2 separate regions of the Homo sapiens genome follow, and region 2 is linked to region 1. Evidence: chromatin loops called from intact Hi-C (ENCODE). Cell type or tissue: heart right ventricle. All regions are shown on one strand. Links, peaks and the distances in the headings refer to the core of each region. The heading gives the core; the rest is flanking DNA.

Region 1 (16,541 bases), core at 5,198-13,197:
TTATTATATTTGAAGCTTTCTGTTGTCATGGAAGCATGCGAATAAGAGGCATATTTCTATAATCTTCTAATGAAGTGTTAGTCTCAGCGGACCAATGTTTCAGGGATATGGCCATCAAAAGTATTCTAGTCTATCTTCCAAGGTCATTTTTTGTTTGCTTGTTTTGCTTGCTTTTCCCTACTGTCTCTTCTGGTTGCAGTACACTAATCTACTGTCTTGAAGCCTTTTCCCCTGTTGTCTACCCTCGCCTTTACCCTGTTAGGTGAGGTGGAAGTTAGGAGAGGGCTGGAGTGTGAAGGAATCTCCTTCCCCTAGCTTGAATCAAGTTTCAGCATATGCTCTGGAAAATTCCTTCCTCAGGATGCTAGGTCTTTGTTAAGAGAAGACACTGGATGGGTTTCATGAGAGCATTTTTTTTCCCTATTCCTGCCAGGGCCAGGAGGTGATCTTTCTCAGTTCCTCACAGTGGGAACCTCGAGGGTTTCCTGGAGTGAAAGCCTGTGAAAATATGTGGTTTACCTTATGACTAAGATCCCCAGGTGTTTCTCATTCTCATGATAGTCTGCGCTCAACCTTCAGCACATCATCAAAACTAGCACTTAGCTGCCTCTAACCATCTAAGAGATTTAACAGCTTTTGTTCCAGGTGAGCAAGCCTCAGCTGTCTCTCTCTGTAAGTGCTTCTTTCTCCAGATTTTGGGAGATGCAGTTTGCCTTGTAACTGCAGTTCCTGGGTAATTTCAAGGTAAGATTTTTGCTCAGGTTTTTCTTGTTGTAAGGGTGGTAGTGATGGACAGTTCTTTAGATGTTGGACCTGAAACTGGAAACCCCAGGCTACCAATTTTTGATTGAATTGTTTTTGCCATCTGAACCCCGAGCAGTGCTATCACCTGTGTTTCTTCTATCAACTAGCAAAGGGATAAGAACACTGGAAAAACCTATTGCTCTTATGACAATAACAAACATACACAAAATGCAGATTGTCTAACTTCAGCTGTCCTATTGCCGATGTTGAGAAAACAGAACTCAAAAAAAATCCATATTTTATTAATGTAATGAGTCTCAAAACTCAATTGCACTACAATTGGAACCTATGGGAAAAAAATAAAAATAGTACTTTCAGTCTGTTATGAACCTATTCTTACTTAAAATGCCACTTTCTATTTAATTAGAGAATTAAGAAATTTGGGGCCAGGCACCGTGGCTCACGCCTGTATCCCAACACTTTGGGAGGCCAAGGTGGGCAGATCATCTGAAGTCAGGAGTTCGAGACCAGCCTTGGCAACATGGTGAAACCCTGTCTCTACTAAAAATATGTAAATTAGCTGGGCGTGGTGGTGCATGCCTGTAATCCCAGCTACTAAGGAGGCTGAGACATGAGAATCAATTGAACCCAGGAGGCAGAGGTTGCAGTGAGCCAAGATCACACCACTGCAGTCCAGCCTGGACAGAGCAAGACTCTGTCTCAAAAAAAAAAAAAAAAGAAAGAAAAGAAAATTAAGAAATTTCATTTAATCCCATTTGATAAACTTAGCCTGCTAAGTAGTTTAAATAATCCCTCTAGGTAATATTATTATATGATTAAAATTTATCAGTTCTTTCTCTAGGACCCTGATGCTTTCATTAAGATGACATGTAGGCCAGGTGCAGTGGCTCACTCCTATAATCCCAGCACTTTGGGAGGCCAAGGCAAGCAAATCACCTAAGGTCAGGAGTTCAACACCAGCCTGACCAACGCGGTGAAACCCCGTCCCTCTAATCCCAACTACTCAGGAGGCTGAGGCAGGAGAAGCACTTGAATCCACTTGAATCTGGGAGGTGGAGGTTGCAGTGAACCAAGATCATGCCACTGCACTCCAGCCTGGGTGACAGGGCAAGACTCTGTCTCAAAAAAAAAAAAAAAAAAAAAGACATCTAGCTTTTTATGAAAGAGTTGTGGTTTATGAAATTTTATGGCTTATTTTATAGTTGAGAGGGACAAGATCTTCAGATTCTTCTGATATCCTTTTACTGTATTCTGTATTTTTCTGGTCACTGAGAGCATTAATGATCTCCATGCTTGAAATTTGGGGTTTACATCCCATAGTCTTTCTAATGTTGTTTCATCAGAGAATGGTGATACTTCATTTGAAGGTCTTACTTTAGTTCCTGCTGGCTGCAAATCCTTGCATAGCTTCTTTACTTTATCAAACCTGTGGGCCCACTGGTCTCTGGGGTAGTGGTGCCTCTTCCCACCAGGGCAGAATCCATGGAATCTTCTTGGCTTTCATGTCAGTTTTCATGTCACTGGGAACTGAAAAAAGCTCTGAAATGCCAAATTTAGATGGCTGTATCCCAGTTTGGTGTTATAGCTGCTAGAGAAATAATTTGTTTCCAGAATCGTAATCTAGTGACAGCGGCTAAAAATACTTCTGCAATAGTACTGCTGTCGTTTATCCTTAGCATCTTCATATTCCCTGAGTCTAAGCCAGTATAAGGAAACAAAATAGAGATGCATTTAACTCTCTAGATCTCTGTCTTCCTTTCCATAATCTATTTGGCCAGAAAGGTTGATTCATTTCTATATAATTACTTTTTCTTCCATTCTGGCTAATGCAATAATCTGAGAACTTCAATATTTGATATTTAAAATGCAATTTGGGAATTTTGAAAAATCTTATTTTGTATAAAACTTGGAGAATTGTTTTATTGAATTATAATTTTAAATACAAGTCACAAATATGTTTTTGTTTGTTTTATTTGTATTCCTTATTTTTGCATTTCTAAACTCTCCTTAGTTAGATGTAAGCCAAGACCTGAGAAGGATAAAGAATGTGTATTACAAAATTTAAAGGAGAACATTGCATTTTTTACTTTCAAATGATTACCCTCATTAAACCAGCAAGTCTCTGGGTTAGGATTGCTCATGTTCACTCAAGGAATAAGGAAGATGGCAAAATCGGAACCTAGGGCTGAGCATAGATCATGGGCTATTTTCTCCTTGCTCCTTAAGATTTTATAATCTTTGTGGGGTTCTCATCTGCAAATTCAGGAAAGAGAAAATTCCTATGTGCCTTCATAGCACGCATTTCACATTCATATGGCAAACTTTATTAATTGCATACTGTGTGCCAAGCACAGCGCTAGTCACTGGGACTACAACTGTGAGAAGGGCAGAAGAGGTTTGAGAACGTAGGGAGCTAATAATCTTCCAGGAGATGCAGGGACATTGACACAAAATTAAATCTGTTTTTATAAATGTTATCGTAAAGAGAGGACAGTTTTTTCTTTATATTTGATTTTGCAACAATCTTTCAGCATTTATTTATTTTTTCTATCTTATACCTCTGGTATTTTGGGGATTGTCTTATTTATATACAAGTCTTTTGTCCCTTAAGGGCCAAGAATAAGACCTTTTCCTAAATATACAGCCAGCAGAATTGAAATAACATTTTGTTGACAGTCAAAAAAACTAAAATTTGACTCTCAGCTCAGTTGCTTTAATAGTTGAATGACCTGAGGCCCATCCTTTGACCTCTCTAGACTTAGTTATACTCGTCTATAAATTGAAGTGATAATAACCACTTACAGAGTTATTATGGTAAATGAGTTAATATATGTGACTAACATTTTTAAGTGTACACAGATCTATAGAGAAATAGGCATTAAAAATTTACTTTGCAAGTATTTAACATCTGGTATTCAATTACACACTGCTAAGCATTGAAAACAGATTGTGTCTAAACATTGAAAGCCTTTTTTACATAAAAATATTAACGATAAATGCAGTTTATCTAGCAAATTTCCTATTAATGGAAGCAAACTTAGATTCGACACAAAATAAAGATTTTGCTATTCCAGTCATGACTTCATATCCACAAAAGAAGTCCTTAAAACATCACATCCTTCAGGCAATTCAACACTCAACTCACTTTTTGGATGTCATAAATTTCATCTAGGAAAATTTATAAGATGGCTAGTCTCCAAGATATTGGAATTAAATAAACTGTTGAGACTTACAGAAAGAAAACAAGGTTTTAAGGACATACAAAGGTTTTGATAACATATAAAACATTTTTCAAAGACAGTGGTGATGGTAAAGGAAAACTATAAATACGATAAGGCCAGAAGCAAGACGTAATAGTGAAACAGCTTATACAGTTTTAGAAGATTGCAACATCAGATAATATGTCAAAAATGCACCACCACACATTTATTTAAATGAACTAAGGGGGATGTTTGTATTAATAGCTACCCTGCCAAGGAATGCAGAAAGCCAAAATCAAACAATATAACTCAGGCTTATCCACAAAGAGCCTAAAATGGGTCAGGTGAATATCCAGAAACTTACTTAGAAATTCACCGTGGAATGTGTTGGTCACTTCAAATTTCTTAATGAAACTCAAGTAAAGTAATTTGCAAGTACATTTGAATGAGTAAATAAAGCAAAGTCATATACATATATCACTCTTACTAGCAGTCCTGGTAACTCCCACCTGTTTGTTATTGGAGTAGGGGTGGCAATAAGCTGCTGTTTTATAAATTTAAGGAGTCTCAGGGGTCATATCACCAGTTCCAAAAAATAAACGAATTATGAGATTAACAGTAAAATGTCCATTTTAATGAAAATCCTATGCTAATTCAAATGAGGACCCTACTGTTGAAGAAACATTTGCTCTTCACACATAAACATGAAATATACCCTAACTCATTTATGAGCTGCAGTCTTGAATCCAGGCACAATATATCACTATGACACCATTGTTGTGCAATTGCAAGAAGGCTAGCCAGGGATCCTGCTTAGTCTCTGACTGCAACAGTTACCCACCCAAGGATTGCACTTAGTTTCTGTAGTCTTCATTAAGCAATCAAGCTAACCTACCACATACTCCCTAATAAAAATATGAGCCAATGCCAATCATATGGCTATCTAGTCAGAAATAGCGAAACAATTCTTAAATCTCTGTATTCCTGGATGAATCTTTTGAGTTAAAACTTGAGAAAAGTAAAAATAACTGTGTTAAGTTAGAACACCAATTATGTAAGTATGAGGTGAGGAGGTCAGAGTTAAGGACAAAAAAAAAAAAATGGAAAGGAAATCTAGGGTATTTAGTTGATATAAGTTCCTAATCAATCAACCATATGATATGGCTCCTCCAACAAAGAAACTAGTCAGTTGGATAAATGCCTGAAACATCAAATTATAAAATATTTTCATCTCATTTTTCAGAAGAGGAAATAAGGGCATGAAATTTAAGTAACTTGTACTGAATCGCAAATCTACTGCTATGGCTAGAAATGGAGCCGGATCTGACTCCAAAGGCTATATATATATATTTTTTTTGTGTGTGTGAAATAACACTGATGAGGAAATTCAAAACCATAATACATGAGAAATAAAGAATTACTAGAACTGTAGATTTTTTTTTCCTTGGCATTGGAAAGCATGAAGAGTGGTGAAAATGAGAAAAAGTCTTGATTGTGTACTTCAGATATCTGATGATTTATTAATGACAAAAAGATAATAGAGAAACAAATAAGTAAAATTTAAGGAAAGCAAGATATTTATTGAATTAGAAAAATCTGAAGAAATGAATGGACTACTTACCTGGTAATGAATTTCCCTACAAGAAATGTGTTGAAGTAGAAGACTAAATGTTTACCAAAAGAATTATTACAGAGAGAATTTAAGTATTGTGAAATGGCCATGTCAGATGATATTAAACTCTGGCCTCAAAATTTTTGATTCTATGATACTATGAAAACACACATAAAATATAGGAAAGTATCCAGGCTAGCCTGTCAGGGCTTTGTCCTGGCTCCTTCGCTTGATCTAAGTGAACCTAAGAATGGCTACCAAGAAGTAGGGAAACCAGGGAAAGGACAGAATGTTAGTTGCCTTCGACAGAGCAGCCTCAGTTTTAGAATGAGAGAACGCCATGGTGCATGATGCTTTGGTTCCCAAGAGACACTCAGTGATATGATTCAGGCAAGTGCATCATGTTACTCGCCTTGATACCTACCTAATGACCTGCTTCCCCAGAGGACCAAATAACAGCTTATCATTGGCCTAATAATACTCTCCTCTGAGGTCTCCTACCTCTGCTTCCCTCCATTACTGATTGGCTGCATGACCCTGATCAAGTTACAGCTGTCTCCTGGGTGCACTGAGCAGCACTAGCAGTCTTTCAATCTAATTTACTGTAGAAATAAAAAGTAACTCAGAAATGATCTATAGAAGTAGCGACAATGCACAGGAGACTTAACAAACTCCAGAGCATGGTGCTTGCAGCAGAAGAGATATCCAGGTCAGTAATTTAACAACAAACTCCAAAAATAAAAATGCAAATGTTCATCTTATCACTTATATATTAGGTAATTCAGGTGTGCATTATAGAGTGCTAAGTTGTCATAAGGACTCATGTGAGGTCTTTTCATGGTCTTTGATGATGGGATCATCTCATGTACACAAAGTACCACTAACGAGGTCCTGGATATTTGATGAGGAATATTTTCCAGAGTGGAAGAAGGTAGATCTGTAACAGTTCTATACTGGGCACTATCATAGGCTATTTACATGTATTATTACCAAAAATCTTCACAATGACTGTAGTAGTAGGTACAATTGTCCCAATTATATACATGGGGAAAATGCCATCAGTGATAGATGATTGTCTGTTCCAGTTCAAATCTTATTCATTATGCTATTTCAGGCATGTGATTTAACATTATTGATATGCAGTTTTTAATATATAATATGTGTATAGTAATAATGTATACATTTTATTACATCTGTATTCTAATACACAAAATGTGTAAAATAGTTAGCATATTATTATGGTAATAATAACAAAGAATTATAATGCAATAAAGCACCATGATAACATAACCTAAACATGCTTTGCAATAGCCCATCATTTCTTTCACCCAAACCTGGTTCTCAAATGGAGGCAGGCAAAAGTTTTTATACCTGGTGAAAATGTGATTGGGATAAAGAAATTAGAAGGGAGGGAATAGGTAAAAAAAAAAAAAAAAGAAGGGAAACAAGGAAGTAAAATGTGGGTCCTCATGTCACCAGTAATCTACTAATCTCTTGACCTAGTGTCTTTCAATAGAGTGAGAGAAACAGGTGTCAATTAACTGGGAAGTTTTGGAAGTCCCAAACATTTAGAAAACTCCAAGTCCTTCCCATTCATTTTTAAGGTACAGCTAAAAAATATCAGCAGGTACACTAAACAGCAGTTGGAACTGGGAAATATTTGGGTCACAAAGGCCACACTGGAATTTCTAATTGCCAGCTGTGCAGATTAACTACAGTTATTTCATTAACCTTCTAATAACCAATCCTTAATTTTACTTGAATGAGATTTTTTTGGGACAAAATCTATCAAATCATGACAGTGTTTTCCTTTAATAATAACCAGTATTATATACTGAGATTTTTCTCTATTCCTATCACTGCCTTAATCACTATTTGTTACATATTAATAACATGAATTCTCACTTAATAACCCTAATCTTGTGACATTGGTACCATTATTATCCCTCATTCGCACATGAGGGAATTGAGGCTTAGAGAGGCTAAGCCAAAACTAGTCAACAAGGTTACACATTGTTTTGGTTATCAACTGAAGTGTGACAACCACTCAGAAATTTAATAGCTTGAAAACATCCATCATTCTATTTGCTCTATATTCTACCAGTCAGAGATTTGCAGGATCTCTGGATTCTACCACAGATTGGACTGGAACGAGTAGAGGCACCATGGGGCAGCACTACAGGGCTGGACATGAGGGTGGGGGCATCACAAGGTCTAGGGTGTCATTTGGAGGTGGCTTCAATGGCTGGGGCTGGATAGGACAGCTGGGTGAGCCATATGTCTGTTATTTATTTTGTTTATTGTAATTGTTTATTGTCTAGGTCCCTTGCTATTTATCCACAATTCTGGCATGAGTCCTGCATGGTGATCTCATGCTTGCAAACGAGTTTTCCAAAAGACAAGTCAATTAAAAAAGTGTTTATTAAGTCTCTGCTTGCATCACTTTTGTTAACATCTCACTGGCCACAACGAGTCACATGAAAAAGTACTGTGACTGTGGGAGAGGATTAAACAATGTCTAGAAGACAAGAGATACAATACTGGCACTTTAGAGAGCTTTGAGACCCACCAGAAAGTACATTTGGACTAGGCTTACGTTTGCATGTGTGTGTGGAGGGGAGAAGGTTTGTCATTGGAGACTAGAGCGGGAGAAAAATAGAACTACATAATTTCAGAGAGACACCATCTATCTAGTTCAGCCTTTCATTTTACATGTAAATAAATTGGAGCCACAATAGAAAAGTGCCAGGCTAGGCACATAAATCTAACTATTGTCAAAGACTAGATTCAGAATGCAGATGACACCAAAATCCAAAGGAGAAGCTCTAATGGAGAGTTTGCAGCATGCGGTAATAGTGAAGAATGTGAGTAGAATGCATGGGCTGAACACAGCTGAAGTGGAGATTAAAAGAGCCAATCAGTGGACAGTCTGAGAGTCCAATCCTGTGAAGTTGCTTTTAAGTAACCCACTTGAGAATTAATTTGCATTGTCCCTTGCCTGCACTGGTCAAGCTGAAACACCATATCCCTTTCACACATCACTGCCTAATATCTTTCTACTTATTATTTCCTTGGAGTACTTGAACTCTGCTGTTCGTCTACATATCTACATCAGAATATCTATGTTGTGGTGTAAGCTCCTAAAAAGCAAAAGGTAAATTATCTTAAATACAGCGTAAAGTAAAATTAAGTATGTAATAAAGGCTTTGGGATTATGAAAATGAGGAAATATGTATGGTGCCTTAAATTCATCTAGGGAATCATATCTACAGCATCTCCTGTGTAGCATATTTTGTGCTATTTAATACAGAGTTTACATTTAATCAACATAAAACTATAAAGTAAGTATGTTTTGAATCCTTCGTTTTTTCCACAAATGAGGAAACTAAAGGTGAAGATGGCTAAATGGCTTTCCCACTTGTCATACAGCTAGTAAATGAAACATCATAGATTTAAAATTTGACCATTATCCTTGTGCTACTTTTTCTTTAGTGCAACTAAACCATGGTCCCAAGTAATATAGGATAGGATATGCAAAACCCAGCAAGGTGTGAATGCAGTGTCAGACTTTTACACTTAACATAATTTTGTAAAAATTACGTAACCTCTATGAGTTTGAGTATTTTCATTTGAGAAATGAGAGTTGGACAAGATTATTTCTTACATGCACTTCACCTCCAGAATGTTTATAGCATTCACGGAAAATTGCCAAGGCAATGATATTCAATGCAGCGCCATCTGGTGTTTACCGATGAGATTAGCTGACAGTTCTTGTTAAATGAAAAGAAAAAGAAAAAGAAAAAGAAAAAACAGCAAAATAACTCCAAAATATATAAGTGATAAATATGCACTATGTACCCAAGATACATCCCACTGCAGATTTTATTCATTTTCTTGTATAATGTTTATAAAGTATGTGTTAAAATATCAAAAGCATTACACTAACTGGATTCTTGTACAATGTCACATACAGAGATAGACACTGCCTTCACATATAAATGGAGTAGATTATACCTGCACATTTCACATTCACAATAAAATAAGTAATAGGTCCCATCATTGCATAGAAACACCTAATTTCTATGCAATTAGGGTTAAATACATTTTAATCCCATGTAGCTACATGCATTTGACAGTAACCAGCACTGTTGTATTTGAACTGTGTAATTATACACTGGATCTCTCAGAGGCAGAAAATGTATAATTATGAAGTTCCCTACAGTATTAAAAAAACACAACTGTGTGGTGCTAGGGAGAAATCACAATGGGGATACACTGCCTGTGATTCCACATCCCTAACTTCAGTGTCTACTTAACTTCCAATACAGTGTAATTAGGCATGGGTTGAGTTGGAAGATGAACCATATCTAATATATTAACAGCATCTCTTATTCACAAATAGCTAAAGAGCATTCCACCAGTCATGCCAACAGCTTCCCTTACACATAACACAAGCAATTTGCCATTCCACCTAGAGTCACCACTATTATATTTTTTGCTTTCAAAACAAGATTCTGAAAATATTTCCCCAAGCCACTCAAAATGCAGCCTTTGTATGGGTATTATATAGAGTTCCTAGATGCATGAAACATAATTTCACAGGGGAGTTAAAGTGATGAGGTATGCTCAGTAAGTAAAAAGGAATGCAAACTAAACAGGGCTATATGTTGGATTTCTTGTCTGCTTTCTCGATAGATGAGCGCTACAGAGACTTTCTAAAGGACATGGCTAAAGGATTTGGCTTATATTTTGAAATTCTTATGGCACTTAATTATAAAGTCCTTCACTTAAATTTGCTTAAAAGTTAATTAAATATCTATAGAATTTGGGAGAAGAGTCTTTATAGCAACTTGCATGAAAACCTTAATGCATACAGGCTTCACATGAGCCAATGAGATGATATGCTAAGAAAGTGTCTTGGGCAGTATTAGTGAGTGCAATGTCTACCTTAGGAAATAGCAGCCCCACAATGCCACGATAAAGAGTCTAAATGTCCTAGAGAAGGTAGGGAAATGAAATCAAGTAAAACCAAAAACTGAAAGAACATATGTTTAATTTAGTCTTAGAGGGAAGTCATATAATGATCAAATTAAAAATTTCAGATAGTTAAAAGTAGTATGTAAAGTGAAAAAAGGGATGCAATAGAAAATATGCAGAAAGCAGAAACTGAAATAAAGTGAGAAAGGTATAACTTTTCTAATAAAGTGAGAGTTGAGGTGGAAGATCAATAATAAGAGAGAGGCAGCTTTGCAGGAGTCTCAAGAAAAAATTCTAGGTATGAACAAAAACAAGTGCAAAGTTCCTGGGACAAACAATGAAAGAACCAGAGAATCTGGAGTAGAAGAACAGGAGAATTGTAAGCAGTGACCACTTTCATACTGGGTGTAAAAACAAGATTAACGTTGTTCGGGAATAAAACTGGAAAAGGGTGAAAGAATTAAAGCATCCTAACTATGAAGTCAAGTTATATGTGAAAATGGATCATGTAATGGAATCCAATTTATTCTCCTATATTTTAAACCAGCTGTTAATGATTCTAATTTAAAGATCTTATGCTACACAGCAATTATCATTGTATGCACAAGTTTTGTAGGTATTTGTCTTTTATGTCATTTCTATACAATTAAATGAGCATTAATAAGATAAAAAACATTTCAGAGTATTAAAAGCTATTTATGGATTCATACATGATTAGTTTATTGCTGATTTTAAAATAAATCAAAATGTTTAGACTCTGACTATTAAGATGTACAAGAGAGTTGATTTTTCTAATTTTTTTTAAGTTAGTCATAGAAGGAGATTCTATTGTTTCTTTCTATAGAAGGTATGGTCTTTCTTAGGAAGAATATACTATAAAGTTTGTGAATACTAACCATGACTGCCATTCACAAAACGTAAGAACTTGGAGAAGTCATTGAATCTCTCTAAGCCTGTTGCTTCATATGTAAAAATGAGATTGCAATATATGGCTTATATCTTTATCATAATTTTCTCCAGTCTAACATTCTGTGATTATGTTTATATGCCATCCTAGGAAAATCTCTGTATATTCTTTCCCTTACAGTAGAATTTTATTCTTGTAATAGACTATTCCTATAATATACATGATGTATATTAAAAATATATATTCTTATAATACAGTTTTAAAATGTGAATATTCTGATGTGTTTTTCCAATCTTAATGTACTTTACCAACATGGTCTCTCCTGTCTACCACACATTCCCCATTTTATTTTAGATAATATTGTTATTTTCTCATCACACCTAAATTTCTACTACTTTTTATTATTATTTATTAAACTTTAAGTTCCAGTATACATGTGCAGAACTATGCAGGTTTGTTAAGTAGGTATACATGTGCCATGGTGGTTTGCTGTACCCATCAACCCACCATCTAGGTTTTAAGCCTCACATGCATTAGGTATTTGTCCTAATGCTCTCCCTCCCCTTACCCCCAACCCCCTGACAGGCCCTGGTATGTGATGTTCCCCTCCCTGTGTCCATGTGTTCTCATTGTTCAGCTCCCACTTATGAGTGAGAACATGCGGTGTTTGGTTTTCTGTTCCTGTGTTAGTTTGCTGAAAATGATGGTTTCCAGATTCATCCATGTCCCTGCAAAGGACATGAACTCATTTTATTTTTATGAATGCATAGTATTCCATGGTGTATATGTGCCCCATTTTCTTTATCCAGTCTATGATTGATGGATATTAGGGTTGGTTCCAAGTCTTTGCTATTGTGAATAGCACTGCAATAAACATATGTGTGCATATGTCTTTATAGTAGAATGATTTATAATCCTTTAGGTATATACCCAGTAATTAGATTGCTGGATCAAATTGTGTTTCTGGTTCTAGATCCTGAGGAATTGCCACAGTCTTCCACAACGGTTGAACTAATTTATACTCCCACAAATAGTGCAAAAGCATTCCTATTTCTCCGTATCCTCTCCAGCATCTGTTGTTTCCTGACTTCTTAATGATCATCATTCTAACTGGCGTGAGATGGTATCTAGTTGTGTGTGTGTTTTTTTTTTTTTTGCATTGCTCTAATGACCAGTGATGTTGAGCTATTTTTCATATGTTGGTTGGCCACATAAATGTCTTCTTTTGAGAAGTGTCTGTTTATATCATTTGCCCACTTTTTGATGGAGTTGTTTTTTTCTTCTAAATTTGTTTAAGTTCCTTGCAGATTCTGGATATTTGACCTTTGTCAGATGGATAGATTGAAAAAATCTCCTCACGTTTTGTAGGTTGCCTGTTCAATCTGATGATAGTTCCTTTGCTGTGCAGAAACTCTTTAGTTTAATCAGATCCCATTTGCCAGTTTTGGCTTTTGTTGCCATTGCTTGTAATGTTCTAGTCATGAAGTCTTTGCCTATGCCTATGCCCTGAGTGGTATTAACTAGGTTTTCTTGTAGGGTTTTTATGGTTTTAGGTTTTATGTTTAAGCCCTTAATCCATCTTGAGTTAATTTTTGTATAAGATGTAAGGAAGGAGTCCAATTTCGGTTTTCTCCATATGGCTAGCCAGTTTCCCGAGCACCACTTATTAAATAGGCAATTCTTCCCCCATTGCTTGTTTTTGTCAAGTTTGTCAAAGATCAGATGATTGTAGATGTGTAGTATTATTTCGGAGGCCTCTGTTCTGTTCCATTGGTCAATATGTCTGTTTTGGTACCAGTACCATGCTGTTTTGTTTGCTGTAAGCTTGTAGCATAGTTTCAAGTCAGGTAGCATGATGCTTCCAGCTTTTTACTTTTTGCTTAGGATTGTGTTGGCTATATGGGGTATTTTTTATGTGAAATTTAAAGCAATCTTTTCAGCTCTGTGAAGAAAGTCAATGGTAGGTTGATGGGGATAGCATTGAATCTATAGATTACTTTGGGCAGTGTGGTCATTTTCACGATATTGGTTCTTCCTTTCCATGAGCATGGAATGTTTTTCTATTTGTTTGTGTCCTCTCTTATTTTTTGAGCAGTGGTTTGTTGTTATCCTTGAAGAGGTCCTTCACATCCCTTGTAAATTGTATTCCTAGGTATTTTATTCTCTTTGTATCAATTGTGAATGGGAGTTCACTCATGATTTGGCTCTCTGCTTTTCTATTCTTGGTGTATAGGAATTCTTGTGATATTTGCACATTGATTTAGTATCCTGAGACTTTCCTGAAGTTGCTTATCAGCTTAAGGAGTTTTGGGCTGAGCTGATGGGGTTTTCTAAATATGCAATCATGTCATCTGCTAACAGATACAATTTGACTTCCTTTCTTCCTATTTGAATACCCTTTATTTTTTTCTCTTGCCTGATTGCCCTGGCCAGAACTTCCAATACTATGTTGAATAGTAGTAGTGAGAGAGGGTATCCTTGTCTTGTGCTGATTTTCAAAGAGAATGCTGCTAGCTTTTGCCCGTTCAATATGATATTGGCTGTGGGTTTGTCATAAATAGCTCTTATTATTTTTAGATATGTTCCATCAATACCTAGTTTATTGAGAGTTTTTAGCATGAAGTTGTGTTGAATTTTACTGAAGGTCTTTTCTGCATCTATTGAGATAATCATGCAGTTTTTGTCTTTGGTTATGTTTATGTGATTGTTTATGTTTGTTGATTTGCATATGTTGAACCAGCCTTGCATCCCAAGGATGAAGCTGACTTGATCGTGGTGGATAAGCTTTTGGATATGCTGCTGGATTCAGTTTGCCAGTATTTTATTGAGGATTATCACATCAATGTTCATCAGGGATGAACAGGCCAATGCCTGAAATTTTCTTTTTTTGTTGTGTCTCGGCCAGGTTTTGGTATCAGGATGATGCTGGCCTCATAGAGTGAGTTAGGGAGGATTCTCTCTTTTTCTGTTGTTTGGGATAGTTTCAGAAGGAATGGTACTGACTCCTCTTTCTACCTCTGGTAGAATTCGGCTGTGAATCCATCTGGTCCTGGGCTTTTTTTGGTTGGTAGGCTATTAATTACTGCTTCAATTTCAGAACTTGTTATTGGTTTATTCAGGGATTCGACTTCTTCCTGCTTTAGTCTTGGGAGGGTGTATGTGTCCAGGAATTTATTCACTTCTTCTAGGTTGTCTGATTTATTTGCGTAGAGGTGTTTATAGTAATCTCTGATTGTAGTTTGTATTTCTATGGTATCAGTGGTGATATCCCCTTTATCATTTTCTATTGTGTCTATTTGATTCTTTTCTCTTTTCTTCTTTATTAGTCTGGCTAGTGGTCTATCTATTTTGTTAATCTTTTCAAAAAAATTGCTCCTGGATTCACTGATTTTTTGAAGGGTGTTTTTGTGTCTCTATCTCCTGCAGTTCTGCTCTGATCTTAATTATTTCTTGTCTTCTGCTAGCTTTTGAATTTGTTTACTCTTGTTCCCTTAAGTCCTACTGATCAGAAACTTAAAAAAATTAATTGTGGTAAAGTATACATAACATGAAATACAACATTTAAGCCTTTTTTTTTTTTTTTTTTTTTTTTTTTTTTTTGAGACGAAGACTTGCTCTGTGGCCCAGGCTGGAGTTCAATGGCTTGATCTCGGCTCACTGCAGCCTCTGCATCCTGGGTTTCATCCAGCTATTCTCCTGCCTCAGCCTCCTGGGTAGCTGGCATTACAGGCGCACACTGCCACGCCCAGCATTTAAGCCACTTTTAAGTGAACAGTTCAGTGACATTAAGTACATTCACCCTTTTGTGCAACCATCATCACTCTCTATCTCCAGAACTTTTTTATCTTGCAAAATAAACTCTGCATCCATTAAACAATAATTCTTCTTGTCAGAAACTTTAAATGTTTACCCTCAGAGTGGCAAATAGAAGAGGTCCATAAAAATCAATTGTGAAGGACTTATTCTCTCCCAATCCAATCATAAGACCTCATTCAGGAGTAAATACAATAAACAAGAAGAGTACCCAACCTCTTAAAATTTATAGTTTAGAAGAAAGAATCGAGATTAACTTATTCCCCGGCTTTCTTTTTGGTCACCACTGCCTAGAGAAATACGGGGAGCAGACCATAAAGCCATATGGACTGTGTGCATCATTTTCTGGCTGTGCTTAACTTAATGTTCCTCCCTATCTTTGCACACTGGTCTGCCAAGGACCAGATGGCACAACCCTGTGCAAAGAGGTGCATCTTTCCTCAAGGAAGTTGTTTGTTCTTACATGGAGCACATACATTTAACTTAATTCAGTAGTAAAAAAAAAAAAAAAAAAATTCTGGAATCACAGGCTGTTTGGAAACTACAACCATCTCTGAAATTCTTCTCCACTTAAATCAGAAGAGAGGAGAGGGGAATAAACTGGAAGAAAAGAAAGGGAACATGATGAGAATATTTATTTAAAGACTATTTTAGAATATATATACATATATATGTATATATATATATCCTTATCCATAGATCTTTGTGAATGTTGCATTTTTATTCCAACTTTGTATATAGTTGCATATCTGTAGCCCTTTAATTTGTCCAAGGGTGACATGCCTATTAGAGTTGGGGTTCAAACTGACACCAGAGACACTTACATTTGCTCTGAAGTCTAGGAAAGTTGTCTGGGGAGGTTCTTCTAGCACTTTGTCATGTTCATGGGAGGATCATGTCACTGCTACATAGCATGACATCAACTAAAACATGAAGGACATGCTGCTCAATGATAGATTTAGGGACAAAACTAGATAGATTTTTTAAATGTGCTCTCTGCTTCTGATGTGGCAAAATTCTTGACGATTACCATGTCACAAATTTTAGCCTTTTCTACTTTAAGAAGCATAAAATACATATAACTTAGTTGGCTCTTTCATTACATTTAATGAAAATTTTGCTATTAAAAACTCAACTCTGGATATTAGACCTTTGACAGGGATGCTCTCTCTCACCACTCCTATTCTACATAGTGTGGGAAGTTCTGGCCAGGGCAATCAGGCAGGAGAAAGAAATAAAGGGTATTCAGTTAGGAAAAGAGGAAATC
Region 2 (16,541 bases), core at 3,290-11,289, 210 kb before region 1:
CTTGTTATAATTTCTGTTCTTTTACATTTGCTGAGGAGTGCTTTACTTCCAACTATGTGGTCAATTTTGGAATAAGTGCAATGTAGTGCTGAGAAGAGTGTATATTCTGTTGATTTGGGGTGGAGAGTTCTGTAGATGTCTATTAGGTCTGCTTGGTGCAGAGCTGAGTTCAATTCCTAGATATCCTTGTTAACTTTCTGTCTCGTTGATCTGTCTAATATTGACAGTGGGGTGTTAAAGTCTCCCATTATTATTGTGTGGGAGTCTAAGTCTCTTTGTAGGTCTCTAAGGACTTGCTTTATGAATCTGGGTGCTTCCGTATTGGGTACATATATATTTAGGATAGTTAGCTCTTCTTGTTGAATTGATGCCTTTACCATTACATAATGGCCTTCTTTGTCTCTTTTGATCTTCGTTGGTTTAAAGTCTCTTTTATCAGAGACCAGGATTGCAACCCCTGCTTTTTTTTTTTTTTTCCATTTGCTTGGTACATCTTCCTCCATCCCTTTATTTTGAGACCTTGTGTGTCTCTGCACGTGAGATGGGTCTCCTGAATACAGCACACTGATGTGTCTTGACTCTTTATCCAATTTGCAAGTCTTGTCTTTTAATTGGAGCATCTAGCCCATTTACATTTAAGGTTAGTAATGTTATGTGTGAATTTGATCCTGTCATTATGATGTTAGCTGGTTATTTTGCTCATTCGTTGATGCAGTTTCTTCCTAGCATCAACGGTCTTTACCATTTGGCATGTTTTTGCAGTGGCTGGTACCAGTTGTTCCTTTCCATGTTTAGTGCTTCCTTCAGGAGCATGATTATCTCAATAGATGCAGAAAAGGCCTTCGACAAAATTCAACAGCGCTTCATGCTAAAAACTCTCAATGAACTAGGTATTGATGGGACATATCTCAAAATAATAAGAGCTATTTATGAAAAACCCACAGCCAATATCACACTGAATGGGCAAAAACTGGAAGCATTCCCTTTGAAAACTGGCACAAGACAGGGATGCTCTCTCTCACCACTTAAATTCAACATAGTGTTGGAAGTTCTGGCCAGGGCTATCAGGCAGAAGAAAGAAATAAAGGGAATTCAGTTAAGAAAAGAGGAAGTCAAATTGTCCCTGTTTGCAGATGACATGATTGTGTATTTAGAAAACTGCAACATCTCAGCCCCAAGTCTCCTTAAGCTGATAAGCAACTTCAGCAAAGTCTCAGGATACAAAATCAGTGTGCAAAAATCACAAGCATTCCTACACACCAATAATGGACAAATTGAGAGCCAAATCATTAGTGAACTCCCATTTACAATTGCTTCAAAGAGAATAAAATACCTAAGAATACAACTTACAAGTAATGTGAAGGACCTCTTCAAGGAAAACTACAACTCACTCAATGCAACTACACTGCTCAATGAAATAAAAGAGGACACAGACAAATGGAAGAACACTCCATGCTCTTGGATAGGAAGAATCAATATCGTGAAAATGGTCATACTGCCCAAGGTAATTTATAGATTCAATGCCATCCCCAACAAGCTACCAATGACGTTCTTCACAGAATTGGAAAAAACTACTTTAAAGTTCATATGGCACCAAAAAAAGAGCCTGCATTGCCAAGACAATCATAAGCCAAAAGAACAAACCTGGAGGCATCATGCTACCTGACTTCACACTATTCTACAAGGCTGCAGTAACCAAAACAGCATGGTACTGGTACCAAAACAGAGATATAGACCAATGGAACAGAACAGAGCCCTCAGAAGTAACACCATACATTTACAACCATATAATTTTTGACAAACCTGACAAAAACAAGAAATGGGGAAAGGATTCCCTATTTAATAAATGGTGCTGGGAAAACTGGCTAGCCATATGTAGAAAGCTGAAACTGGATCCCTTCCTTACACCTTATATAAAATTAATTCAAGATGGATTAAAGACTTAAATGTTATACCTAAAACCTTAAAAACCCAAGAAAAAAACCTAGGCTATACCATTCAGGACATAGGCATGTTCAAAACTTCATGACTAAAACACCAAAAGCAATGGCAACAAAAGCCAAAATTGACAAATGGGATCTAATTAAACTAAAGAGCTTCTGCACAGCAAAAGAAACTACCATCAGAGTAATCAGGCAACCTACAGAATGGGAGAACATTTTTACAATCTACCCATCTGACAAAGGGCTAATATCCAGAATCTACAATGAACTCAAACAAATTTACAAGAAAAAAGCAAACAACCTCATCAACAAGTGGGCAAAGGATATGAACAGACACTTCTCAAAAGAAGACATTTATGCAGCCAACAGACACATGAAAAAATGCTCATAATCACTGGCCATCAGAGAAATGAAAATCAAAACCACAATGAGATACCGTCTCACACCAGCAAGAATGGCATTCATTAACAAGTCAGGAAACAACAGGTGCTGGAGAGGATGTGGAGAATTGGGAACACTTTTACATTGTTGGTGGGACTGTAAACTAGTTCAACCATTGTGGAAGACAGTGTGGCAATTCCTCAAGGATCTAGAACTAGAAATACCATTTGACCCAGCCATCCCATTACTGGGTGTATACCCAAAGGATTATAAACCATGCTGCTATAGACACATGCACATGTATGTTTATTGCGGCACTATTCACAATAGCAAGGACTTGGAACCAACCCATATGTCCATCAGTGATAGACTGGATTAAAAAAAATGTGGCACATATACACCATGGAATACTATGCAGCCATAAAAAAGGATGAGTTCACGTCCTTTGTAGGGACATGAATGAAGCTGGAAACCATCATTCTCAGCAAACTATCTCAAGGATGGAAAACCAAACACGGCATGTTCTCACTCATAGGTGGGAATTTAACAATGAGAACTCTTGGACAGAGGAAGGGAACATCACACACCGGGGCCTGTCGTGCGGTTGAGGGAAGGGGGAGGGATAACATTAGGAGATGTATCTAATGTAAATGACATGTTAATGGGTGCAGCACACCAACATGGCACAGGTATACATATGTAACAAGCCTGCACGTTGTGCACATGTACCCTAGAACTTAAAGTATAATAACAAAAAATAAAAAAAAGATAATGTATTTAAACCCAAAAAACTATAGGTAGTTTTCAGCCTGGTGCCTATGATATTCTCAGAGTTTATTAAATTGTGTCTTTCTCCTATATACTCACATCACCCATGTACAGATATTTATATAGAGAGTACAGTATCTTAATATTTAGTTCTAATTATTCAGTTGTGAGTAGGGCAAGGCCCCCTGAGATCTTCTAAAGAAGGTAATTGACACTTTCATAAAATGTCAAACCAAGAAACAGATGAGGTTAATAGTATATTCATCTTTCTAAAAGAAGAAAAAAATTATAATTTTGGAAATTAAAGTGTTATCAACTTAGCTTTGCTTTGAGAAACAAACGTAAACTTCATAATTTATGATGAGTATAAAAAGGACTCTGAGAAAATACTAGGGGACTGTCAGGTTAAATGAAACACTGAAGACCTTGGGAGATTCAAAATATCTATGAAGGAATTCCATTTATTATTTTGATGTTTTGGGAAATTTGTGTTGCTTGATCCACTATAAGAGTTTAAGAAATATTAGGAAGCAAAGAGGCAGTGTATTAGTCCATCTTCATGCTGCGGATAGAGACATACCTGAGACTGGGTAATTTATACAGGAAAAGCTGTTTAATGGATTTACAGTTCCAAGCAGCTGGGGAGGCCTCAGAATCATGGCAGAAGGCAAGGAGGATCAAGTCATGTTTTACATGGATGGCCGCAGGCAAAGAGAGGGCTCGTACAGGGAAACCAGTGTTTTTAAAACTGTCAGATCTCATGAGACTTATTCACTATCACAAGAAGAGCACAGGAAAGACCTGCCCCCATGATTCAGTTATCTCACACCAGGCCCCTCCCACAACATGTAGGAACTATGGGAGCTACCAGATGAGATTTGGGTGGGGACACAGAACCAAACCATATCAGGGAGGATGTCAGTAAAGAGAGACTAGGAGGCAGGAGGGAGAAATGGAGGTAGGTCTCTATGACATGCTTAGCAAGCTTTTTAACCATAAAGAATCATGATTGTTTAAATCATCATAGAAGCCAGAGGAATGAAACAAGGGTAGAAGACCAATTTATTAAATATTACCTATCAGCTACTATGCTAAGTATGAACTAACTCAATGTAACCCATTTAGGCTTTGTGCTACTAGGCTCAATAGAACATCACTGCTGCAACCAAGGACACTTATGAAAAAAAGTCAAATAAATATTTTAATGATAAATTAGTTACGTTGCAAAACTTTTCAGAAATATATATTCTTCAACTTTTATTCTCAATGTAGATTTCAAACACAGCTGCTAATAAAAACATTCACCCTAAATCCAAGATCTCTTAAGCTTGCTCACAAACAGTCCTCATAGGCTGCTTCTTTTGTTTCTCCTTCTAGCGCAATCTTATTATACAGGCCAACTTGGTTTTCCTGTGGGATTATTCGACTAAAGCCTAGACTCCTCCATCAGTTCAACAAAAGGGATCATTTCACACTTGCCTTCAAAAGCAAAAAAATAAAAACTCTGGCCAGGCGTGGTGGCTCGTGCCTGTAATCCTAGCACTTTCGGAGGCCGAGGTGGGTGGATTGTCTGAGCTCAGGAGTTCGAGACCATCCTGGGCAACACGGTGAAACCCTGTCTCTACTAAAATACAAAAAATTAGCCAGGCATGCCGGTGTGTGCCTGTAATCCCAGCTACTTGGGAGGCTGAGATAGGAGAATGGCTCGAACCCAGGAGGCAGATGTTGCAGTGAGATGAGATCAAACTACCACATTCCAGCCTGGGCAACAGAGCAAGACTCCATCTCATAAAAAGTAAAACATAAAAACTCTGTCTAATGTATGTATTTGTTTTTTTGTTACTTTCTTAAGTAAAGTGTATATCTCAATAAAAAAGTCATTTGTTTTGTTCCCAGCTATATCTCCAAATTTAGCACAATACCTAGTGTGAGTGAAAAGAGATTTGTGAAATGAAAACCTCTAAGTTATCTTCCTTTGTTTAATTTTGGTTTCTACACTTAGAAGAAAATGAGGATAGAAGGACACATGTAAAAATAAAAATCTTTTTTTTTTTGATAGGCTTTATGATTGAAAAAGGTAAGGAAGGTCCCCAAGAAAAGTACAAACATCTAATTTATCAAAGCAATACTAAAATATTCATTAAGTAAAATACTTTTTTTTTTTGAGACAGAGTCACTCTGCCACCAGGTTGTAATGCAATGGCGTAATCTCAGCTCACTGCAACCTCCAACTCCCTGGTTCAAGCGATTCTCCTGCCTCAGCCTCCCAAGTAGCTGGGATTACAGGCATGCGCCACCATGCTCATCTAATTTTTGTATTTTTAGTAGAGACAAGGTTTCACCATATTGGCCAGGATGGTCTTGACCTCCTGGACTTGTGATCCGCCCACCTTGGCCTCACAAAGTGCTGGGATTATAGGTGTGAGCCACCACACCTGGCCAAGTAAAATATTTATTTACTATTTAGTAAACTAGTGTTTACTCCACTCATTCATGCTTAGCATTGTGGCTAATAGGAAATGTTTAATACATTTCTCCTTATTCCCTTGTTTCATTCCTCTGGCTTCTACTATGTCTTAAACTAGTGTTTACTAGTGATTAGCATTGCCTATATTTCAGAATGCTTTGGAAGGTTATAACAGCTCATAATAGGCTAGAATTTATATGTGACACTTTCTTATAAACATGAAGCAATTATAAATGTGAGAGCAATTTGCATTAATATACTTGATATCAAAGGACAGTGTGTGCCAATATCAAATGAGTTGTATATTTAGCAAAGGCTAAGGATGCTCACAGGTAGAAATTATTATAGGCTAGTGTAGTCAGGAATACTAAATGGGACAGGTGATTAATTTACTGTTTCATGCTAAACTGTACCCTGATGGTGTTAGTGAAAATAATTTAATATTTTGTGATGTGCTATTAGAAGCACTGTCTCCTATTACTACTGCCCTCTATCTACTATACAAATTTATACTTGTTATTTAGTAATATGACTGATAGGAATAATAAAATATTATATGCTAGTTCCATTCATTTATTCAGCATTTAACAATTATGTGTTGGTGTGTAACAAAACACAATATAAAAGTCATTGTTCAAGTGCTCATTTCAAAGCAGTGAAGAGAACAAAAATATCCCCTATTTTCATGCAGCTCACATTCCCAGTGGGTGAGATATTTAATTTAAAAGTTAAGAATCATATAATATTATTATTTCTTATGCAGTGTTCCATTAAAAAAATAAACTGGTGAACAAGAAATACAGTACCCCGGAGGGAGTACTTTAGTAATACTAGTGTGTCATGGAACTCTTCTAAGGAACTACATTTTGTTCACATCTGAAAAATGAGAATGAATGAGACTCATGAACTGCTGTGGGAAAATAAATCCAGGTAAAAGAATGACAACTGCAACATTCTATCTGTAGAGAAAAAGCTGAGTTCTTCACTGAAAGGAAAAGGAAGCTGTTGTGGCCAGGCAATACTGGTTTAGTTGTGGAATGTTATGAGATGAGTCTAGGAATGTAGAAAGAAAGTGGGTCACATTGTGGATATGCAATCCATGAAAAACATAATAGATTTTATTCAAAGAGCAATGCAAAACAGTTGTAGAATTTTGTGCACAAATAAAACAGAGAAGTAACAGTATGATTTGTGCTACTGAAGATCATCTGGGCTGCCGAAGAATGGGTTCCATGAAGGATGGATTGGAATCAGGGAGGAGACAAGTGATTCTAGGAGACTCGAAGTGAGATGAGAGTGAGAAGGACTAAGATGAGGCATTGGAGACAGTAGTGATGGCTTAGAACCCTCAGGGTCCTGCTGAAGTCAACCTCATTCAGTAAGTATAGTTGCTATACAATGGGATGGAGCAGAATGGATATTGAGGGAATAACCACAATATCCACTACAGCATACATTTAAAAAAATTAGATAAAGGAGAAGTGTTTAAGTTACTACAAAAAAATATGATTAGTTGGATGGTAGAGGGATTTTGCATTAATATTAGTAAACTGTACTTTATAGCTGAATTTGATCATTCAACCACAAGATGGCCTGCTTTATAATGTAGAAACACTTGTCAGTATTTTACCAAATACTGGTGTTCAATGGAGCACAGTTATAGAGAATAGATTATATTTCTGAGGTGCAGTAAACAAATGGTTTAAATTTCCTTTCCAAATCCAGGATTCTGTAAAAACAATGTGGCATGATTTTTCTATCACTTAACATAGTCACATTGGATGTCTGAGAGGTCAGGCAGATAAGAGATTTTTAAACATTTAATGAACAGTTATCTAAACATTTTGTGACATAGCAGGTATTATAGAATTTGTCAATAATGTATCAAATATGGGGTATATTTGTCACTTGGTTTTCTCTCTTAAATCTGCCATACATCTGGTATTGGTAAAATTTCGGCTCTTGCATCTTAAGGAGTTATTTTATTGCCACGTATTCTGCATGGGAAGTACATTTCTAAGCTTCCTTTTGTTAATGTGTCTTATCTGAATATATAAAATCTTTTTGTCAATTAGTCAAGGTGGATGATCTAGGTTATAGGACACTGAATCCATACCCTTTCTTATTCTCTGCTCTACTTGAAGACCTTGAACTGTATATTTCCTTTCTCTGTCTCTCAAGTTCATGTCAGTGATTACAAGACAGTGTAGAACAATTAAAAGAAATCCAGTACAACAAAACCAAATCATGGCTTGTTTCAAAACAAGTGAGCTATTAATAACATCTTAAAATAAAATAACACTTACTTGTATTAACTAGCAAAAAAGCATTTTCCTCACTTCCATGCCATTCTACCAATGTCCTGAAGTAATTGAACCAGAGATTTGGAGGTAAGCCACATCAAAAATTACAGTTAACATGTAAACAATTATATATAGTTTTAATTCAGTTTTTTCAATATTCAGATATTACATCTGCAAGATGATAAGGAACTATCATACAATTTCACCAATGAAGATACAACAGATCAGAAAAGTAATTAACTTTGCATACACCGAAGAGGCGTTTCAGCTCCCCAGGATAGAAATTATGATCCCATAAGAAGGCTGATGCAGGGTTTGTATAGCCTGAATCTTATACAATTTGGGATATGTGTGTGGGAAAGCCCTGTATAGGAAAAATAATACAAGTTACTAGTATCAATATTTTCTTTCATTTTTTTCACCTACCTTCTTTATTGATATTTAGAAGTTTATATTCGAAGACAGGAGAAAAACTTTGCCTCTTTAACATCTCAAACATTTGGTAAGAGGTAGTGTATTTGTGCATTCTCACTCTGCTATAAAGAAATACTCAACACTGGGTAATTTATAAAGGAAAGACATTCAATGGACTCACAGTTCTGCATTGCTGGGGTGGCTTCAGGAAACTTAAAATCATTGGTGGAAGGCAAAGGAGAAGCAGGCACCTTTCTCACAGGGCAGCAGGATGGAGGGAGTGCCATCACGGGAAATGCCAGAAGTTTATAAATCCATCAGATCTAGTAAGATTCACTATGATGAGAACAGCATGGGGAAAATCGCTCCCATGATCCAATTATTAATACCTCCACCTGGTCCTGTCCTTGACACGTGGGGATTATGAAGATTATGGGGATTACAATTCAAGATGAGGTTTTAGGTGGGGACACAGCCAGACCATATCAGGTAGGCATCCTGGGGCTGTCCACATGAATGGACATGGTACACAGTTTAAATTATTAATATTTATATACACGTAATTTATATACATTATTACAACTTAGCCTCACAAGCAGGAAGAAATTGCTATTTTCCCCATTTTACAGATCAGGAGCTCAGAAAAGTCAGGGAATTTGAGAAAATTCACAAAATTACTATGAGGTGGGTTCAAGTCCGCACTGCCTGACTACAAATCTCTTGCTCCTGCACTCTACTGTTACATCTTGACACGAGTTACTAAAATGAAAGGGAGGCATATTCTACATGGAAGAAAATGGAATGAAACACTCAATTTCCAAATCTCAAATATTCTTTAGGACTTACAGCCTACACTTTTAGTCAGCAAGGAGCTTACACTTCCATTCCCTTCATGACATTACTGGGCCAAGCATGTCCTCTTGTAATCAAGACCTGATAATTCCCAAATTATTTTGGCTCCAGGTGTCCTTTTTTCATATTCTGTCATTTGATTTTTTCTGCAGTTACTTTTTATCTTGGAAAGCACAAGCATATTCTCTGTACTCTCAAATGACCCACATTCACATTCCTGTGGAATTTAGAGTTTTCCCACATATATATAATATATGTATATAATATATATCTTATTATTCAGATATTACATCTGCAAGATGATAAGGAACTATCATACAATTTCACCAATGAGGATACAACACATCAGAAAAGGTAATTATATGTATGAGAAAACTCTTAAGATATAGATAATATATAATATATTATCTATATCTTAAGAGTTTTCTTTTACATAATAGTAAAATTGTGAAAATCATATAAATTAAAATGAAGAGTATTATTATTTAATTCATAGTCCATATTTAATTATCATCACATTTCTAATATTGTGATTTATACTTTTATTTATGCTTTTATTCTGGTTGTCGATACAAGGCAAGATCATGCATTGCTTGTTTCTTCAGTGCATTTTAATCTAGCAAACTTCAGTCTTTCCTTTTTCTGGTATTTATAATGAATGAAAATTACTAATTTTGTAAAATTGAACACAGATTGTCTTTGATGTTCCCTCATAATAAGATTCATGATATGCACTTTTTGCAGAGAGACCACATTAGTGATGTGTCGTTGGTGCATAATAACACTTTTGCTGATTGATCAATTAATGGTGATGTTGTGTATTAGATCCTTTGGTTCATGTCTTTTCTGATAGGTTACTTTAGTGTATAGTTATCATTTTTCCCTTAGTAGCTAGTATCTTATGGATATACTATGCATATAGATGTATAGATAAGTATCTTCATCTATCATGTCTCTATTTTTCATAATTTAACTTTTCACTAAAAATTATATTTTGAAAGCTTCACAGTAATTCACAAAGATCATTCTTATTTTTTACAGGTGCACATTTCTCTAATATATTCAACTATTTTTTAGATGGGCAAATGAATTTTTGTTTCAATAATTTACTATCACAAATAATTCTGCAGATAATAACATTGTATATTTTCTGGAGGTGTGTATTCAGGATAAAGTCTTTGAAGTAGAATTGCTAGTAGACCAAAGGTAAATACACGTGTACATTTCAAATATTGGCAAATTTGCCTCTATAAAAATTCAGCTACTTTGCAGCCTCACAAAGACAATATTAGAGTACCTGATTCCCCAAAGCATTACTAACAAAATCAAGATTTTTAATTTTTGCCAATTTGTTGTAAGGTGTTATTATTCTCTTGTTGTTGAACAATTTGTTTTATCTTTGTTTCTCAGTGTATACTGTTCTTTCTTTATATATACTGTTGGTGTATGATGAGCTTCATGAATAAATTTATGTATTTCACTAAAATTTGGCTAATGTTCTATGATGTTTCTTTAATTATTTTTATTAATTTTAATCCTATTGTGTCTCTTCTCTTCTGGATTGTCAGTTGCATACATATTAAACTCTTGAAATTTTTCCACAGATTCTGCATTTCATTTTCTTTCTTCTTCTCTTTCTGGCTCAAATTGAGTAACTTCTATTGCTCTGCCTTCAAGATCATTGGTTTTTTCCTCTCCCATATTTTCTATGTTGTAACTCTTTTCAGATATTTAAATTTCATTATAGATATTTTTACTTGTAAAATCTTTTTATTCTTTTTAAATAATTTTTATTTTTCTATTTGCAGTTTCCTATTTTTTAATACATGGAGAACACATTTTCTTTTATAGTATTGCATGATTATTGTGGCTGCTTTAAAATACTTGCTGCTAACTTCAATATCTGGTTCACCTTAGTTAAGTATATTCTTAATATGTTGAATAATTTTGATCGTATCCTGTACACTGTGGATTCTATTATAAATCTACCAAAGTTTTATTTTTCTCTAATTTGTTTTGGTAGGCAATTAAGTTGCTTAAACTCAAATCTAACCTCTCATTTGGATGTCTGTTCAGACTTCAGTTCATCTCTTTCATTCTTAGCTGGGCTGTTTTTGGTCTGTCTCAGGCACGCATAATTTGCAAAAATTATAAAATGTGTAAAATCTGTTGAAACCTCAGAATAACAGTGAGAATGAAAAGTTCCCTTTTGGAACTTTCCTTTCACTTTCAAGCCATTGTGGATACTCCGCGTTTTGATTTTGAAGTCTTAAGGCTTAAATACCATGGTTTTTCCATTGGGAATTCAGAAGTCCAAAAAGTTGTGTCTATGGTTTGCCCTTAGAATAAAAGCCAGAAAAAGTGAGGGAACAACCTTTGCTTCGTTCCTCTTCTAAGTTAATTCTTTTTTGAATATGCCTGATTGTTCTCACTCTTTATGTTCTCAGATAATTCATTTTGCATTATTTCCTTGAAAGTGTGGATTTTCATTATTTTATTTGTTCTTCACGTTGATTTATAGTGATTTTATGGAGATGTTAGGATGTGGACAATTACTCGGGCTCTCGGAAGTCCTCTAATGGGTGCTTGTTTTCCCATCAATAATATGAAATTGCAGTCAAATACGCCTGTTATGTTTACTACTTGGCTACCAGAATCATGCATATGTTACGTATTATCTATGTTGCATAAATATTCAGGAAAAAACTCACTTCCTTAGTAAGTATCTTTAATATAATGTAAGTAATGTGTCTTCTGTTGTCTAATGTAACTGGGTTAGAAACCTAACTTTGCGACTCACTGGGTATACTTTCCTAGGCATGTGAACTTTCTGAACCTTATTCCTAATAATTATAAAATAGAAAAAATCATACTTTCCTTAGAAAGAAGGTAATGCATGTAAAACAGTATTGAACATATAAACTTTTCTCTCCTCAATTTTATATAAAATTGAAGTTCCATGAGGTGAGGTTAATGGCCCAAGGCCACGTGTTAGACCAAAATCAGGGTTAGGAGCCTAGTCTCATTTCTTATTTGGTCATTTTCAGGATCTCATGCTTTTCTTAGATTTTTATACTTTTTTTTTTTACTTCTAGAAAGAGCCAGCACTTTTTTTTAGCAGTCCTTTTCATATTGCTGTTATTTGCAAGTTGAAAGATTATGAATCTTAATGATGACATTAGTAATGTCAGGTCAAATCCTGTATCAGTGTTGACAAATCAGTAATGAAAATACATACAAATTCTCTAAATATTGTTGGTGCATAATGTTGACAGTCTTGGATATTTTTCTAAGTCCTTAACAATATTTGCCAACTATTTTTTTTATTGTCCTGTCCCTATCTGGATATTTATTTTAATTTTGATGTGATTATTCAACTAAAATATAACCTGTACTATACTCTATTTGTAAGTGAGTCCCAATACATTTTTCAATCCTGTGAGCAACAGACTTATTCCATAACGAGGGGAGTACCCTAGGACTTTGTCCTCATTTAAACATTTTCCTTTCTCCTCTGCCGGGCAATGCATGTAATAGTGACATTACAATGAAATCAAATTTGACCTTCTTAAAGCCAGAATACAAAAATATGTTCTTTCTTTCGCAGAGTAGTATCTATTGAGAACAGAGACATGAATGGTTGAGGCATATCTCTTTTCATGCTTTCTCAACAGTAGACAAGTAAAGCTTTCAAAAGATTCAAATGAATCCCCAGGGGCAGCCGTCTTCTAGTTAAAGTTGTGTTTTCTTTACTTCTCTAAAAATTTTCTCATTTGACCCCACTATCTAAAGACAATTTACATTGAGGTCAGGCTGATGCTGTAAGACAAGGCACAGAGCTGTCCGGGCTTCTCATTTCAGGCTGCCTCTTCGATTTAAACTCCAAGTGCTAGAGTCAGAGCCTCAGGTATAGCTCATTGTTTTGTTTTGTTTTCTTCTTCTGTCATCTAACTGTATTCTTTAAAAGGTACAAAGACCTTATTATGTTTCTTATATTAAGAAATAAAATCTCAAATATAGGCATTAGCTCTCTTTTACAAAAGAAATCCTTCAAGTTTAAAATATCAATTTAAAGATAATTGTTTTCTATGTTATGAAATTTAGATTTTCAGCAAAAGAATATCTTACTCCCAGCGTCAGGCATTTTTCATTGTAATAAAGGAATACCAGAGCATGGGTAATTTATTTTGGCTCACAGATTTGTAGGCTATACAGGAAGTGTGGTCCTGTCAGCTGCTTCTGGTGAGGGCCTTAGGTAGCTTAAAATCATGATTGAAAGCAAGGGGGAGCCATCATGTCACATGGCAAGAGATGGTGCAGAGAGATGCCAGACTCTTAAATAACAGTCCTCAAAATTACTTACAGAGTGAGAACTCACATGTTACCATGAAGACAGCACCAAGCCAGTGATGATGGATCCACCCCCATGATCCAAAACCTCCTTCTAGGTTCCGCTTCCAACATTGGTGGTCACATTTCAACATGAGATTTGGAGGGAACAAATATCAAAACCATATCACCCCCAAACATAACTTGGCTGCTTTTAAGTGGTGTTATGACATGATTTTGAATATCCCAAAGACAAAGTGAATTAAGCTGAATGATGATATTGATAGAAATGACATATGATTGTCACAATTATTTAAACAGGCATGAGCGGGACAGGGGAGGGCTCTCCCTTGACCCACTGGGAATGTCAGGTGACTGTTTGGCAATTATCATATTATCTATAAAAGTGATAAATTGGCAGCCTGAGCCAGGGAGGGGCCAATTCCTGATGGTGCACACCTGTGGTACTAAAGTGTTAATTGCATGCAGACACCAAGGAAAAGCAAATTCCTGGGCCTACACATGAAGAGACAAAATGGCAGAGTATGACCTTCTGGAGGCACACCACAGCAAAGGAAGAAAGCCTCAGATGGGCATGCCTACACTTCCTAAACACAGTGTGCGTGCTCACCTCCCAAGAGTAAGGAGGACACTGCACATGTGGGCGGCCCACCCTAAGGGAAAAATCATGGGAAAGAGGCCAGCCTATAAAGTCCCAGGATCATGGTTAAAAATTGCAATTGTCCTTCAAGTCATGTGCTAGGGTCTCTTTCAACTGTACTGTACTTTCTCTCCTGTTCTAAAGCCTTTTTAAATAAATTTCCACTCCTACTCTGAAACTTGGGCTTCTTTTTTTGCCGTATGCCCCTCAATTGAATTTCTTCTTCTGAGGAGGCAATAATTGAGGTTGCTGCAGACCCCAGATTTGCTGCTGGTAAGTTGGATACCTTCCACCGATAACATGATGAGTTATCCAATATTAAAGAATTTTCAACATCGAAAATAGTAGCGTTTGTATATACTAACAATAAACCATTTGAAAAAGAAATTAAGAAGTGACTCCCATTATCAGTAATTACAAAGAAATAATACTGAGGAGTAAATTTAATCAAGGAGATTAAAGATCTCTACACTGAAAATTGTAACACACTGATTAAAGAAATCAAAGAAGACACAAATAAATGGAAAGATACCCATGTTCATGGATTGGAAGAATTAATATTGTTATAAATGTCACTACTACCCAAAACAATCTATAAATTCAATGCAATCTCAATCATAATTACAATTATATTTTTCACAGAAAGAGAAAAACAATTCTAAAATTTGTCAATCAAAATTTATTAAACAATTAAATGTATTACTTGAAACTGAAAAGCTACCGGAAGAATGCATAGGGAAAAAATTCATGATGTTGGTCTTGGAAAGGATTTTTTGGATATGACCCTCAAAGAACAGACAACAACAACAAAATAGACAAATGGGATTGTATCAAACTAAAATGCTTCTGCACAGCAAAGAAAACAATAAACATGGTGAAAAAACAATGTAAGAAAAAGGAGAAAATATTTGCATACCATATTTTTGATAAATGGCTAATATTCAAAATATATAAAGAACTCAACTCAATAGGAAGAAAACAAATAACCTAATTAAACAATGGGCAAAAGATCTGAAGAGACATTTTTCAAAACAAGATTTGCAAATGGTCAACAGGTATATGAAAAGATATTAAACATCATTACTCATTGGAGAAATGCAAATTAAAACCACAATGAGATGCCACTTCATACCTGTTAGAAGGCAATTATTAAAAAGATGAAATACAGATTATGGTGAGGATGTGTAGAAAAGAAAACCCTTGACTATTGTTGGTGGGAATGTAAGTTAGCATAGCTATTATGAAAAACAGTATAGAGATTCCTCAAAAAATTAAAAATATAATTACCATATAATCCAGTAATTCTATTTTTCAGTGTATATGCACAGGCAATAAAAACATTATGTCAAAGAGATATGTGCACTCCTATGTTCGCTGTAGCATTATTTACAGTAGCTAAGATATGGCATCAACCTCAGTGTCCATGGATAGAAAAATGGATAAACAAAATGTAGTATACATACAAAATGGAATACCATTCAGTCTTATAAAATAATGAAATCCCATTATTTGCAACAACCTGGATGAAACTGGAAGACATTATATTAAGTGAAATAAGACAGGCACAGAAAGATAAATACTGTATGATGTCACTTATACTTGGGATTTTACAAAGCCAACTTATGAAAACAGAAAATACAGTGATGGTTACCAGAGGCTGGGGCCAGGGGCAAGGATGTCAGGAAACGGGGGCATGTTATTTAAAGGGTACAGAGTTTCAGTTAAACTCGAGGAATAAGTTCTGGGCATCTATTGTATGGCTTGGTGGCTACAGTTAGTAATACTATATTATGTACTTGCAAATTGCTAAGAGAATAGATTATAAATGTTCACACCACAAAAAAATAAGTATGTAATATGATGGAAATGTTAATGAAATTGATATAGTCATTTTGCAATGTATACATGTATCAAAATATCCTGTTATATACCAAGAATATATACAATATCATCTATCAATTAAAATAATAAAAATAAAATGAAATAAAATGATCAATAACCATTAGGATTTATTTCCTGTCCATTAAAAAAAGAGGAAAGAACAAATACCTAAAATAAGAAAAGAGGAGATGAAATAACTGAATGGGTATAAGTATAAAGACCCCATCCATCATTAAGTGACATTCTATTTACAATATTTTTTTAAATCTTCTTAAAATTATTATAGAATAAGCGATTACATCATCAGGCTAATTATAATTAAAAACGGCAATTCGTAGAGGAAAGCAAAGCACCAGAGCTACTTTGTCTCAGGGCAGTTCTCAAACTTGGAAAAGCTGAGCTTTAGATTTAATAGCCTTGAAAGATACAGATAAAAAAGTTGGGGGCCTGTTCAAAATGAGGAATCTAATAAGAAAAGCTTTCCTTGTAAACTGGAGCACCAAAACATTACACACCCTTACTTAAAGCTAAAACTGAGACAG

The links. Peaks named below come from ENCODE experiments on the same cell type or tissue, not always from the same donor. Only the 100,000 strongest peaks of a DNase experiment are listed, where the experiment ranks them.
Region 2: a loop joins it to region 1, with 7 times the contacts of the local background. A loop is called at or near these places in 21 of 110 quality-filtered maps.

Annotation. Positions count from the first base shown.
Region 1 is chr11:91,239,078-91,255,618 of GRCh38, forward strand. No RefSeq gene overlaps it. Among named protein-coding and RNA genes, the nearest start is that of LINC02748, 89 kb to the left of the region's middle. In heart right ventricle, for the core only: CTCF peaks have their summits at 9,316 (motif pointing left) and 9,534; no DNase peak of the experiment used is centred there.
Region 2 is chr11:91,034,675-91,051,215 of GRCh38, forward strand. No RefSeq gene overlaps it. Among named protein-coding and RNA genes, the nearest start is that of LINC02748, 120 kb to the right of the region's middle. In heart right ventricle, for the core only: a CTCF peak has its summit at 7,140; no DNase peak of the experiment used is centred there.